Linked DNA regions of Homo sapiens: region 1 is linked to region 2. A link is a contact called in ENCODE Hi-C or POLR2A ChIA-PET data. All regions are on one chromosome and are shown on one strand. Each heading gives the region's core, a stretch centred on a gene start or an enhancer-like site at or near the end of the contact. The rest is flanking DNA. Distances are from core to core; before and after follow the strand shown.

The links. Hi-C counts contacts between places; a loop is a spot of excess contacts on that map. ChIA-PET counts read pairs that join two places held with the same protein, here RNA polymerase II (POLR2A). Pooled maps may share reads with other maps.
Region 1: a pooled map shows a loop between it and region 2 (2.8-fold over the local background). The contact joins the promoter of ADAMTS10 here to the promoter of ZNF414 in region 2. A Hi-C loop is called at or near these places in 6 of 50 pooled maps. POLR2A ChIA-PET finds 5 or more read pairs at or near these places in 7 of 52 experiments (IMR-90, WTC11, activated T-cell and 3 more).

What each region holds. Positions count from the first base shown.
Region 1 is chr19:8,606,868-8,612,789 of GRCh38, reverse strand. ADAMTS10 (ADAM metallopeptidase with thrombospondin type 1 motif 10) reads left to right here and starts at 2,075. Exons shown (of 26, transcript NM_030957.4): 1 at 2,075-2,146; 2 at 4,542-4,656. RefSeq lists a silencer at 2,755-3,177.
Region 2 is chr19:8,511,108-8,516,763 of GRCh38, reverse strand. It overlaps ZNF414 (zinc finger protein 414), which reads left to right and starts at 2,597. Exons shown (of 8, transcript NM_001146175.2): 1 at 2,597-2,720; 2 at 3,423-3,735; 3 at 4,053-4,160; 4 at 4,272-4,377; 5 at 4,804-5,147; 6 at 5,228-5,278. The coding sequence starts at 2,718. RefSeq lists a silencer at 2,587-2,896 and an enhancer at 4,475-5,365.

The DNA of each region.
Region 1 (5,922 bases), core at 826-3,325, 97 kb before region 2:
CACTTGAGGTCAGGAGTTCAAGACTGGCCTGGCCAACATGGTAAAACCCCATCTCTACTAAAAATACAATTAGCCGAGCATGGTGGCAGGTGCCTGTAAACCCAGCTACTCGGGAGGCTGGGGCTGGAGAATTGCTTGAACCCGGGAGGCGGAGGTTGCAGTGAGCCAGGATCACACCACCACACTCCAGCCTGGGCAACACAGCAAGACTCCATCTCAAAAAAAAAAAAAAAAAAAAAGTAGGGACAGGTGGCTGGACCAGTCACTAGGCTAACAGTGGGAGCCTTTAGTATCTACAGCAAAGAAAGGAAGCCACCACCTCTTTGATGGAGAAAGAGGGCCCCATAGGTAGTAGAAGAACAGCTAACAGAGGCCAGAAATGGCTGACTTAGACTCGTTCCTCAAATGGGGGCCCGAGAGGCCCTGGTGGGAAGGAGGGAGTGTGGGGAGCAAACAGGAGGGTGGGGGCTGCACCTCTGGTCTAGCCTGGAGTCCCAGGAGGTTGGGGTAAGGTAGTGTGGTGGGAACTCCAGGAGTCTGGTATTTATGCAGCACCTGCTGTATGCGTGAGTAATGACAGGTCATTCCAAGTTCAAAAGGAAAAATTCCGAGTTGGGAAGCTGCCCTCCTGGTCTCAGCTGTGTCCCTGGAACCCAGCACATAACAACAAATCTTTGCTGCAGAATGAAACCCCTCCTCCACCCCCTACTCCAGCCCTGGGAAGGCTGTTATTACCCCCACTGTGTGGATGAGTAAACCCAGACTCAGACAAAGCCAAGGCCAAGGCTCTGGCCAGCTCCCTGGGGGGGGGCGTTCCTGGGAAATGCCTGCAATTGTGAGGCCTGGGGGTCACCGCCCTTCCCTGGAACCAGGCACTGTACCAGGCGCCTGGGATTCAAATCCCAGCCCTGCCCCAACCATCCAGGTCCTCCTCATTCACGCATTCGTTCATTTTATGGAGCGAGACCCAGAGTGACCAAGACCAAGAGGGCTCCGGTTCCAACAGAATTTTCACTCTCCCCATCTCTGTGGCCTCAGTTTCCTCATCTGTGAAATGGGACCAGCTGAGCCTACGTCACCGCAAAGGAGTTAAGGCACAGAGACCAAGGCCAGGCCCAGGACCGATCAAACCCCCCTGAGAGCTCGGAGAGGGCGGGGCCGAGCTGGGACTTATTTCCCGCCCCGGGCACCGTGCCTGGCACACGGGAGGCGCCCAATAAATGCTTGTTTGAGCCAGGCCCAGCCCTCAATAAATAACAGCTGTTGTTGATGCCGCAGAGGCTGGCGAGGAAGTGGGCTCTCCCCTCCCCAACCCCAGCATCTCATGCTCCCATCCCCCCTCCAGCCCCATTCCTTACCCCCCTCCATTCCTTCCCGTGGCCCCCAACCCAACTCAGCCCCTTCCTCCAGGCCCCCACCTCCCCCCAACCCACTCAGCCCCTCCTCCAGGGCCCCACCTCCCCCAACCCCACTCAGCCCCTCCTCAAGGGCCCCACCTCCCCCCACCCCACTCAGCCCCTTCCTCCAGGCCCCCACCTCCCCCCACCCCACTCAGCCCCTCCTCCAGGCCCCCACTTCCCCCCACCCCACTCAGCCCTTCCTCCAGGCCCCCACCTCCCCCCACCTCACTCAGCCCCTTCCTCCAGGCCTCCATCTCCCCCTACCCCTTCCCATTCAAACTTCCCCCTCCCCCAACCTCTCCCTTCTCTTCCTCCCTTTCCCCGAACCCCCACCCACCCAATTCTGCCTCCATCCCCATCCCCCACCTGATTCTTTCTCCCCTCCCCCACCCATTCTCCCCGCCGCCACTCGATTTCTCCCGCTTCGTCCCCTCCCCGCCCCCCGCGGTTCCCCAGCCCCCTCCCACGCGGCGGGGGCGCTGGTCCCGGGCGGGGCGGCCCGAGTTCCCGGGTCCCTGGCTGGGGTCCAGCCCGCGGCCCAGGCCGGGCGGCGGCAGGCGGGCGGGGTTTCTGGCCGCGCGCAGTTTGGGGGTTTTTTTATAACCCTGGCAGGCGGCTCAGGAAGTGCCTTCCCCGCGCCCCCTCCCCTGGCCACGCCGCCGCGCTCGCTCGCTCCCTCCCTTCCTGCGCGCGCGGGGCGGCGAGACAGCGGCGGCGACGGCGCGGAGGCCCCGGGCGCGGCGCAGGTAGCGGCGCGGGCGGGGGGCCCGGGGGTGCGTGATTCAGTGGGACTTTGTGTGTCCGCATCGGGCTGTGAGGGCGTGGGGCTGTGGTGCCCTGGATGGGGGAGGGCATCCCGCTGTGCGACTCCGGTCGGTGCCTGAGGTCCGCAAGTGCGCGCGCCACTGATCACGCCCGGGGTTGCCGTGGGTTTGTTTGCGCTGTGTGTGTGTGTGTGTGTGTGTGTCCGTCCACGTAGGGGCAGAGTGGTTGTGCATTACATGTGTGTGTCAGTGCCTGGGGATGAGTCTCTTGTGTGTCTGTGTGTTTGGACAGTGTGTGCGCATAGGGGTTTGCTATGTGCGCGCAGATCTGGAGGCGAGTGTGTGTGTGTCTGGGTTTGTGTGTGTGTCCCCAAGCATGTGTGCGTTTGTCTCTGACCGTGATGAGTGTGTAAATACCTGTGTGTGTGTGTCTGGTGTGGGGGGGTGTCTAGGTCTGTGGGACTTGTGAGTTTGTCTCTGGTTTGGTGTGAGCATGCAAATGAGTGTGTATGTGTCAGCGTGTAGGCCTGTGTGTCTGTCTCCTTGGGTTGTCTGTGTATGTATGTGTGTGTTTCTGTTTGTGTAGGCCCCGGGTGCGTGTATTTGTGTGTCCGCGTGTTTCTCTGTCTTGTCCCGTGTGTGCGCGTGTAAATGAGTGTGTGTTTACACATGTCTGGGAGTGTGTGGTTGTGTGTCTCCATGTGTTTGTCTCCGGGTGTGTGAGTGTGCACTGAGCCTGTCGGCGTGTGTGTCTGCGGTGGAGGCGTCCTGCGTCTTTTGTGGGTCTACAGTGCCCGAGCGCCGGTCTCTGGTTGCGCGGGGTGTGTGTCGCTGCCAGTGTGTGTTTGTGTGTCTGGGTGTGGGAGTGGCGCCGCCCACTTCCCCTGAGTTGGTCAGTGAGGCCACAGCCGTCTGTCTCAGGGTGTCTCCAGCGGTCGGGCTCAGGGCCTTTAATTAGCGGCCGGTTGTGGGGGACCAGCCCGGGCGCCGGCCCCCTCCTCCCGCAGGCCCCGGCTGGGCCTTTGTCTGCTCTCCGGCAGGGACTGCCTCCTGCCGGCCCGGCCAGATGTGCAGCCGGGAGGAGGCCGGCAGGCTGGGGCCTCTGCCTGGGGAGACGCGGCCTTGGCCTCCACGGGGGACCTTCCGTCGGCCCTGTCCCCGCAGCCTGGCCGGAGAGGTTTGGGTGTGGAGCTTAGGGTCCCTTCAGGATCCCCGGGATGGGATGGGATGGGACAGAGCCTCTGTTTCTAAGCCATTTCCATTTCCCGGAGGCATTTCCTCCTCCAGGCCTGGCACCCTCCCCCACGCTGGCCACCTCCCTCCTGCCTTCGGGGAGGAGGGGCTGGAGGAATGGCCAGGCCTGGGTACACACACACACACACACACACACAGGGTCACACACACTCACAAGCCATAATGCACATGCAGTCACACGCTCACAATCACACACAGGGTCACACACACTCACATACATGCTGTAATGTACATGCAGTCACACACACACGCCACAGTGCAGATCCCTCACTGACATCCTGTTGGCCACCACCGTCTCTGTCCCTGAGCCTCTCTCAAGCTTCATCTTTGGCCCCAGACCCACTGCCTTGTTCATGTCCCCCCACCACCTGGTGCCCTGGGCTGTGTCACACCTCGACACCACCCTGTGGGCTGGACCCCCAGCTCAGACGCCTGTGAGCCTTCTGCAGACCCCCCTCCTCCCCCTACCCCATACACTGTGCACAGGTGAGTCCCCTTCCCCTGTCCTCACCCCCTGTGCTGGGTCCTTCCACAATGTCCCAAACCTTGTCCCTCACACCCCACCTGAGCCCAAAGCACAGAAGGGGGTGTGAGGGTTTTGGGAGGAGCGCCTCACTTCAGAGGACAGTGATGAGGACTGAGGGTCTTAGGGGGACCAGGACAGACCCAAAGACACTCTAGACAAGACCAGAGAGAGCCCCTGAAGGAGGAGGATGGGGCACCAGGCCTGGCAATGCAAGAACAGGAGAGGAGGGAGGGAGCCAGTGGGAGAAAGGGGTGAGGTCCCTGCTTCACTTGCAATGAGAATGTTCCTACCTTTCAGGGGTGGCTCAGGGCAGGAGCGGGGGTCAGAGGTGCCCAACCAGGAAGGGCCTTGATCTGGGAGTTGGCTGACACTTCCAAAGAAGGAATAGGGAAGAAGAAGCAAGAAGAGAGGGAGAGGGAGAGGAGGTGGGTTTTTGTTGGAGGGGGTTCATTAGGAACAGAAGAAAGAAGAAGTCTAAGAGGAAGTTCTCCAGGGGCAGAGAGAGGGTCAGAATTTCCTCAGTGATCCCTCAACTACAGACCCAGCTCAGTGCTGAAGACCAGCCCGGCTCCTCCTCTTTGACCCCTCCCTGCCCAGGCTCCAAAGAAGAAGAAACCAAGGCCCAGAGAGGGAGGCCCAGGTGCAGGGAGCAGGCGAGGGAAGGATCCGTACAGGGGCCCAACACTACTCCACCAACCGAAGCCCCCAAAAGGTAAAAAAAATAAAAAGGAGAGAGAGGCCAGGTGCTGTGGCTCACGGCTGTAATCCCAGCACTTTGGGAGGCCAAGGCGGGCTGATCATGAGGTCAAGAGATCGAGACCATCCTGGCCAACATAGTGAAACCCCGTCTCTCCTAAAAATACAAAAATTAGCTGGGCATGGTGGCGCACACCTGTAGTCCCAGCTACTCGGGAGGCTGAAGCAGGAGAATCGCTTGAACCCGAGAGACAGAGGTTGCAGTGAGCAGAGATCACACCACTGCACTCCACCCTGGCGACAGAGTGAGACTCCGTCTCAAAAAAAAAGAGAGAGAGAGAGAGAGAACAACAACAGAAGGAATGGACATTAGCCCAGCTAAAGAGTGCAACAGGGGTCACAGAATATCTGTGAGTGAGCTCCCCGTCACTAGAGGGATCCAAGCAGAAGTGGGGAATGTGGGCTTCTTGGTCCATCAGCAACTTGGCAAAAACCTGGCTCCCTCCCTTGGGGCTGAACTGCCCTGTTTGGGGATTGACTCTCAGACTTGGACTCTCAGACTTGGCTGGGCTGCAAAGAAAACAAGACTCTGTGATTAAGGGATTTTGCACAGAGGAGGAGGAGGGTGGAGACAGCAGGGTGGGGGAAGAGGGTTTGGCACAGGGTGGTGGCCCAAAGTGGTGTCTGCGGCAGGCTGGCCTGGGGCAGATGCTGGAGAGACTGAGACCTGCGGGGCGGGCTGGCTTGGAGCCTTGAAAGAATCTGAATGGAGGACGGGGTCAGAAACACAGGGTGGAGGAGAGGCCTGGGAGGTGGGAGTGAATAGTGCTACCCAGTGCAGAGAATCCAAAGATGGCCCAAGACAGTGGGTGCGTGGGTGGGCATATGAAAGTCTGCAGGACTGGAATACTAGCCTTAGCTTTAAAAATCTGGCTTGAATGGTGCTACCCATTTCAGATAATCCAAAGACAGGGCCCAGGACAGTAGATGCATGGGTGGGAGCCTTAGCTCTAATCTGGCTTGAAAATTCACACCGACCAGCCCCCCCTTCAAGTGCCTCTGATGCCAGCCTCCCCTTGCTCTCCTGCACCCACCCTGTCTGGGCTCATGCCAGGCTCTACCCAACCTCCAGGCCTTTGACCTTGCTGTTTCCCCTCCTGGTGCACCTTCGCCTGTCTCTTCACACCATTGATTTCTTATGCTTTGAACCTCTGCTTCCCAGTCTCCCCATTGATACCTTCTAGAGAACATGTCACAATCTGAACTATTCTCCATTCACTTG
Region 2 (5,656 bases), core at 1,348-3,847:
CCTCTCCCCAGTTTTTAAATATCTCCTAAAGGTATTCTCTGCATATAAAAGCCCATAGGGGGCTGGATACAGTAGCTCACACCTGAAATCCCAACACTTCGGGAGGCTGAGGCAGATAGATCACTTGAGCCCAGGAGTTCTAGAACATCCTGGGCAATGTGACAAAACCCCATCTCTACAAAACATATAAAAACTAGCTGCGTGTGGTGGCACACACCTTTAGTACCAGCTACTAGGGAGGCTGAGGTAGGAGGATCACCTGAGCCCAGGGAGGTTGAGGCTGCAGTGAGCTGTGATCACATCACTGCACTCTAGCCTAAGCAACAGAGTGTGACTGTGTCTCAAAAAAACAAACAAAAAAGCCGGATGCAGTGGCTCATGCCTGTAATCCCAGTACTTTGTAAGCCCAAGGCAGGTGGATCTCTGAGGCCAAGAGTTCAAGACTAGCCTAGCCAACATGGCAAAACCCCGTCTCTACTAAAAATACAAAAAAAATTAGCTGAGCGTGGTGGCACAAGCCTGTAGTCCCAGCTACTTGGGAGGCTGAGGTACGAGAATTGCTTGAACCCAGGAGGCGGAGCTTGCAAGATCATGCCACTGCACTGCGGCCTGGGGGACAGAGTGAGACTCTGTCTCAAAAAAAAAAAAAAAAAGTGCATAGGTACAACTTGCTTTGCAGATGGAAATACACTGCACATAAAACCTACAATTGTGGCCAGGTGCAGTGGCTCATGCCTGTAATCCCAACACTTTGGGAGGCTGAGGCAGGCGGATCACCTGAGGTCGGGAGTTGAGACCAGCCTGACCAACATGGAGAAACCCCATCTCTACTGAAAATACAAAATTAGCCTGGCATGGTGGCACATGCCTGTAATCCCTGTTACTTGGGAGGCTGAGGCAGGAGAATCGCTTGAACCCAGGAGGCGGAGGTTGCAGTGAGCTGAGATCGCGCCACTGCACTCCAGCCTGGGTGCAGTGCAAGATGTCGTCCAAAAAAAACAAAACAAAACAAAAAAAACCCTACAGTTGCCTAGAACTCAACGAATACCTCTTGAATGGCAGCATGATGAGATCTAAGATGATCTCATCTTAGATGATATGGCAGCAGAGAGATCTAAGATGTTAGATCTACCTTACCGCCCTCTCAACAGCCCATCCTACTCCAAGTGACTGCCAGGAATCAGATGATGCGCCTCCCCCTGCTAAAAATTCATCAGTGGTTACAACATAAACCACACTCCTCTCTCTGCACCACTCCCATGGCCCTGCGTGACCTGCCGCGCACCATATTCGCTTTCTGACCTCCACACCCCGCCTCCACTCTGCTCCAGTGGTGCCCTGGCCACCTCGCTGCTCTTTGACCAAAATAAGCCCGTCCTGCCCCACTCCAGGACATCACCACCAGCTATCCGGTAGAGCCCCCTGCTCCTCGGGCTTTCCACCAGCTCACTCCTTGATCATCTGGAGACAGCTCCGAAGTCACCTCCTCAGAGTGGCTTCCCTGACCCATCACTTCGACATTTCATTGTTTCCTTCATTGCTCTGAATAGGACAAAAGATTGTTTTTGCACTTGTTGATTTACTATTTCCCCATTTTTATTTAACTTTTAGAGATGGGGGTCTCGCTTTTTCGACCAGGCAGGAGTGCAGTGGTGCCATCACGCTCACTGCAGCCTCGACGTCCCTGGCTCGAGCGATGCTGTTTCCCCATTTTAAAATGTGAGTGCAAGGGGAGGCGAGGTGGCTCACGCCTGCAATCCTAACATTTGGGAGGCCAAGGCGGGAGGATCGCTTGAGCCCAGGAGTTTGAGACCGGCCTGGGCAACACACAGAGAGACCCTGTCTCTAAAAAGAATTTAAAAATTAGCTGGGCATGGTGGCACACGCCAGTAATCCCAGCTACTCGGGAGGCTGAGATGGGAGGATCGCCTGAACCCAGGAGGTCAAGGCTGTAGCGAGCTATGATCGCATCACTGCACTCCAGCCTGGGCGACAGAGCAAGACCCTGTCTCAACACTATAAAAAATAAAGAACTGGCCGGGCGCGGTGGCTCACGCCTGTAATCCCAGTACTTTGGGAGGCCGAGGCGGGTGGATCACCTGAGGTCAGGAGGTGACGACCAGCCTGGACAACATGGTAAAACCCAGTCTCTACTAAAAATACAAAAAATTAGCCAGACGTGGTGGTGGGCGCCCGTAATCCCAGCCACTTGGGAGGCTGAGGCAGAAGAATCGCTTGAACCCAGGAGGCGGAGGTTGCAGTGAGCCGAGATCGCGCCATTAAACTCCAGCCTGAGCAACAAGAGCGAAACTCTGTCTCAAAAAAAAATAAAAAATATAAAGAAAGAACTGCTGTTTATCGCCTGTCCAGGGCTGATCTTGGGACAAGACTAGAGGGATGAAGGTGCCCACTTTGAAGACTAGGACAGCGAGGTCATCCCGGATCTCCGTGCACGGAGTCTGCTGAAGTGCGCGCTGACTGCCCGGGGATAGATAGCAAGATTGCACCAGCGTCCGACCTGAGCTCCAGGGTGACTCTGCCCTCAGGCCCCGCCCCCTCTCCGAGCGCCCTGCGCAGGCCCCGCCCCCAGTCTCGCGAGAGCTGAGAGGTGGAAAATGGCGCTGACGTGAGCGCGAACTCGCACTGCCCAGAGGGTGGCCGCCGCCTAAGCTGCAGCCGCCGGAGCCGCAGAAACAAGAGGCCGAGCCGTGTCGAAGATGGTGAGCGCGGCACCGGGGTCGCGGGCGCGGCGGAGCTGCGGGGACTGGCGGGGAGCGGCCCTGTCGCGCCTACAGCCTCCGGCCGACCCCGCCCCCACATCCGGGCACCCGTCCGCCGCTGGCTGTCACTCGGAGAGCGCCCTACTTCCGGGCCCGGCCCGGAATGGACCACGCCCGTCAGGCTAGGACTCCGCCCCTAAACTTCTTACATCCGGGCCCCCAGCACCTCCAAGATTGTCCACACTGCTCGAGGCCGGCCGGTCTCGGTCCTCAGACAATCCATGTCTAGCTCCTCTAGCATCTTCCCAGTCCATGCCTGCCCATAGCCCCGCCTCCGTAGCCTTGGCCCCGCCCACTCCCTCTAGGCCACGCTTGTGTGCATACTGGGGCTCCCACCTATCCTAGTTGAGGAGAGCAGATGTTTCTCCCGTATGCATAAGGAGCTCAATCCGGGCCAGTGCAGTGGCTGACGACTCTAATCCCAGCACTTTGGGAGGCTGAGGCAGGAGGATCACTTGAGACCAGGGGTTCAAGACCAGTGAGGGCAACATGGCGAGACCCCATCTTTATAAAAAGAAAAAAAGAGCTTAGTCCACCCTTACGTATTCCCCTATCCTCTCCTGCTGGTGATTCCTTAGGATGGGGGCCGACTGGGTTGACCCAGAGCCCAGAAGGGTTCTCTCCGCCTCTTCCTTCCACCAGGAGGAGAAACCCTCAGGGCCCATCCCAGACATGCTGGCCACTGCAGAGCCCAGCTCCAGTGAGACCGACAAGGAGGTGTTGTCCCCGGCTGTGCCAGCTGCAGCCCCTTCCTCCTCCATGTCGGAGGAGCCAGGCCCTGAGCAGGCAGCCACACCGCCAGTGTGGGAACGTGGAGGGGCTGGAGGGATGCAGCAGGGCTCCTCCCCAGCCCCAGACAGCTGCCAGCCTGGCCCCGGACCCAGCCCTGGCCTGACCAGCATAGTCTCCGGGACCAGCGAGGACCTGCGGCCTCCCAGACGACGCCCACCTCCAGGTGATCTGTGATGGGGTCTTCTGGGGAATCACAGTCCCTGAAACAATAGAAGCGAGACGTAGAGAATCTCTAACCTCAGGGCCTTTCTAGAGGGATGCCACTCATCATTTTACGGAGCAGCCGGTGGATGCCAGGCTGTGGCTCCAATGGTGAGCCTGGCCAGTCCAGCCCCTGCACTGTGGCAGACCAGTCTGTTGTGGTAGGCAGAGAGTAAAGGCCCCAGCACATCATATTTGCTTCTCTGGGGCAGAACCCTGGGGTCAGGGACAGCACTAGTGAGGAAGGGACCAGTGACCACTGTTCTGTGCGTCCTGCAGGGAAGCAAATCCCTTGCTCCAGCCCTGGCTGCTGCCTCAGTTTTCCCAGCGTCCGTGACCTGGCACAGCATCTGCGAACCCACTGCCCGCCCACACAGTCCCTGGAAGGTAGGGCCAGGACTGGTAATGGGGAGGCAGGTTAGGGTGGGAAACAGGCGGAGCCCCTCGGAGCCAGCCTTGGCCACCTGTCTCCACTTCTCTGTCCTTCATCCCTACCAGGCAAGCTCTTCCGCTGCTCAGCCCTGAGCTGCACCGAGACCTTCCCCAGCATGCAGGAGCTGGTGGCTCACAGCAAACTGCACTACAAACCCAATCGCTACTTCAAGTGAGACCCTGACCTCTTGAGCTCCGCCCTGCCCTAGCCTCACCCTATGTGTGGGCTCCAGGCCTTCCTCCCTTCCTGGTCAGGGTGTTGGAGGGCGGGACTTGATGTGGGTGGGCCTTTGGGGAAGCCCCGCCCTCAACTCCCTGGATGGGGCGGGGCATACGTGGGCGTGGCCCCACCCAGCCAGGCTTTACCTCCCAAGTGGAAAACCGGCCGCCTAACTTAAAATTGAGACTTCTTTCCGGGTTTCCCCAGGTTCCCACCCGAAGTGGTCAGGAAGGGTCGCTGCCACAGTTGTACAGGAGCGGGGAGGTGATTAGTGCCCAGGCTCCGTTCCCACGCTCGAAGGGCGGGTGGCATTGCACAGGACACTCTCCCTGGTGCCCCTGGAGGCCCAGCCCAGCCCAGCCCTCTGCCCACCTCCAGGTGTGAGAACTGCCTCCTGCGCTTCCGCACGCACCGCTCGCTCTTCAAGCACCTGCATGTTTGCGCGGAGCATGCGCAGAGCCCAGCCCCGCCGCCACCCCCGGCCCTGGACCGAGAGCCGCCCGCGCCGGAGCGCCCCCCGGAGGTTGACCCCGCATCAGCGCCGGGCCTGCCGTTCCCGCTGCTGGAACCCTTCACGACCCCCGCCCCTGCCCCCACCGGACCGTTCCTGCCCTACTTGAACCCTGCGCCCTTTGGCCTAAGCCCCCCGCGCCTGCGCCCCTTCCTGGCCGCTGCACCCGGGCCGCCGGCTTCCAGCGCCGCCGTCTGGAAAAAGAGCCAAGGTGAGTGTGGGGTCGGGGGCCTCCAGGAGGGCTGGCTGGGCTCGCCCTGACTCTGAACTTGACCCGCCCCTTTACCGCAGGTGCTGGCAGCAGCCCCCGAAGACCCCAGGGCGGCTCCGACGCGCCCTCAGGTGCGTGCAGGTGACCACCAGGGAGGGGTGGAGGGGCTTTCTTTCCTGCGCCCTGCGGGGTCTGGTGGATACCAGGAGGCAGCAGTGCTCATCCCCTTCCCAGGGGGCACAAATGCCACCGTCCCGAAATACAGGATTTTTGCCTTAAAAATGACTGGCACCTGCGCCTTCATCTGCGCCGGCGTTCCCGTATAAACCTTGCGCCCCTTTCACCGTTCACCTCGGAGCGGGCTTCTCCCCAACAGTGAATCTGGGGATGATAGTAGGGGACGCGGAGAAGCCAAGTTGGGTGCCCCCAACTCTAGGGGCAGACAGACCCGGGAGAAACTGAACTAGGCGCCCGGAAGCTGATGGGGGGCGGGAAAAAGTCCCACCCAC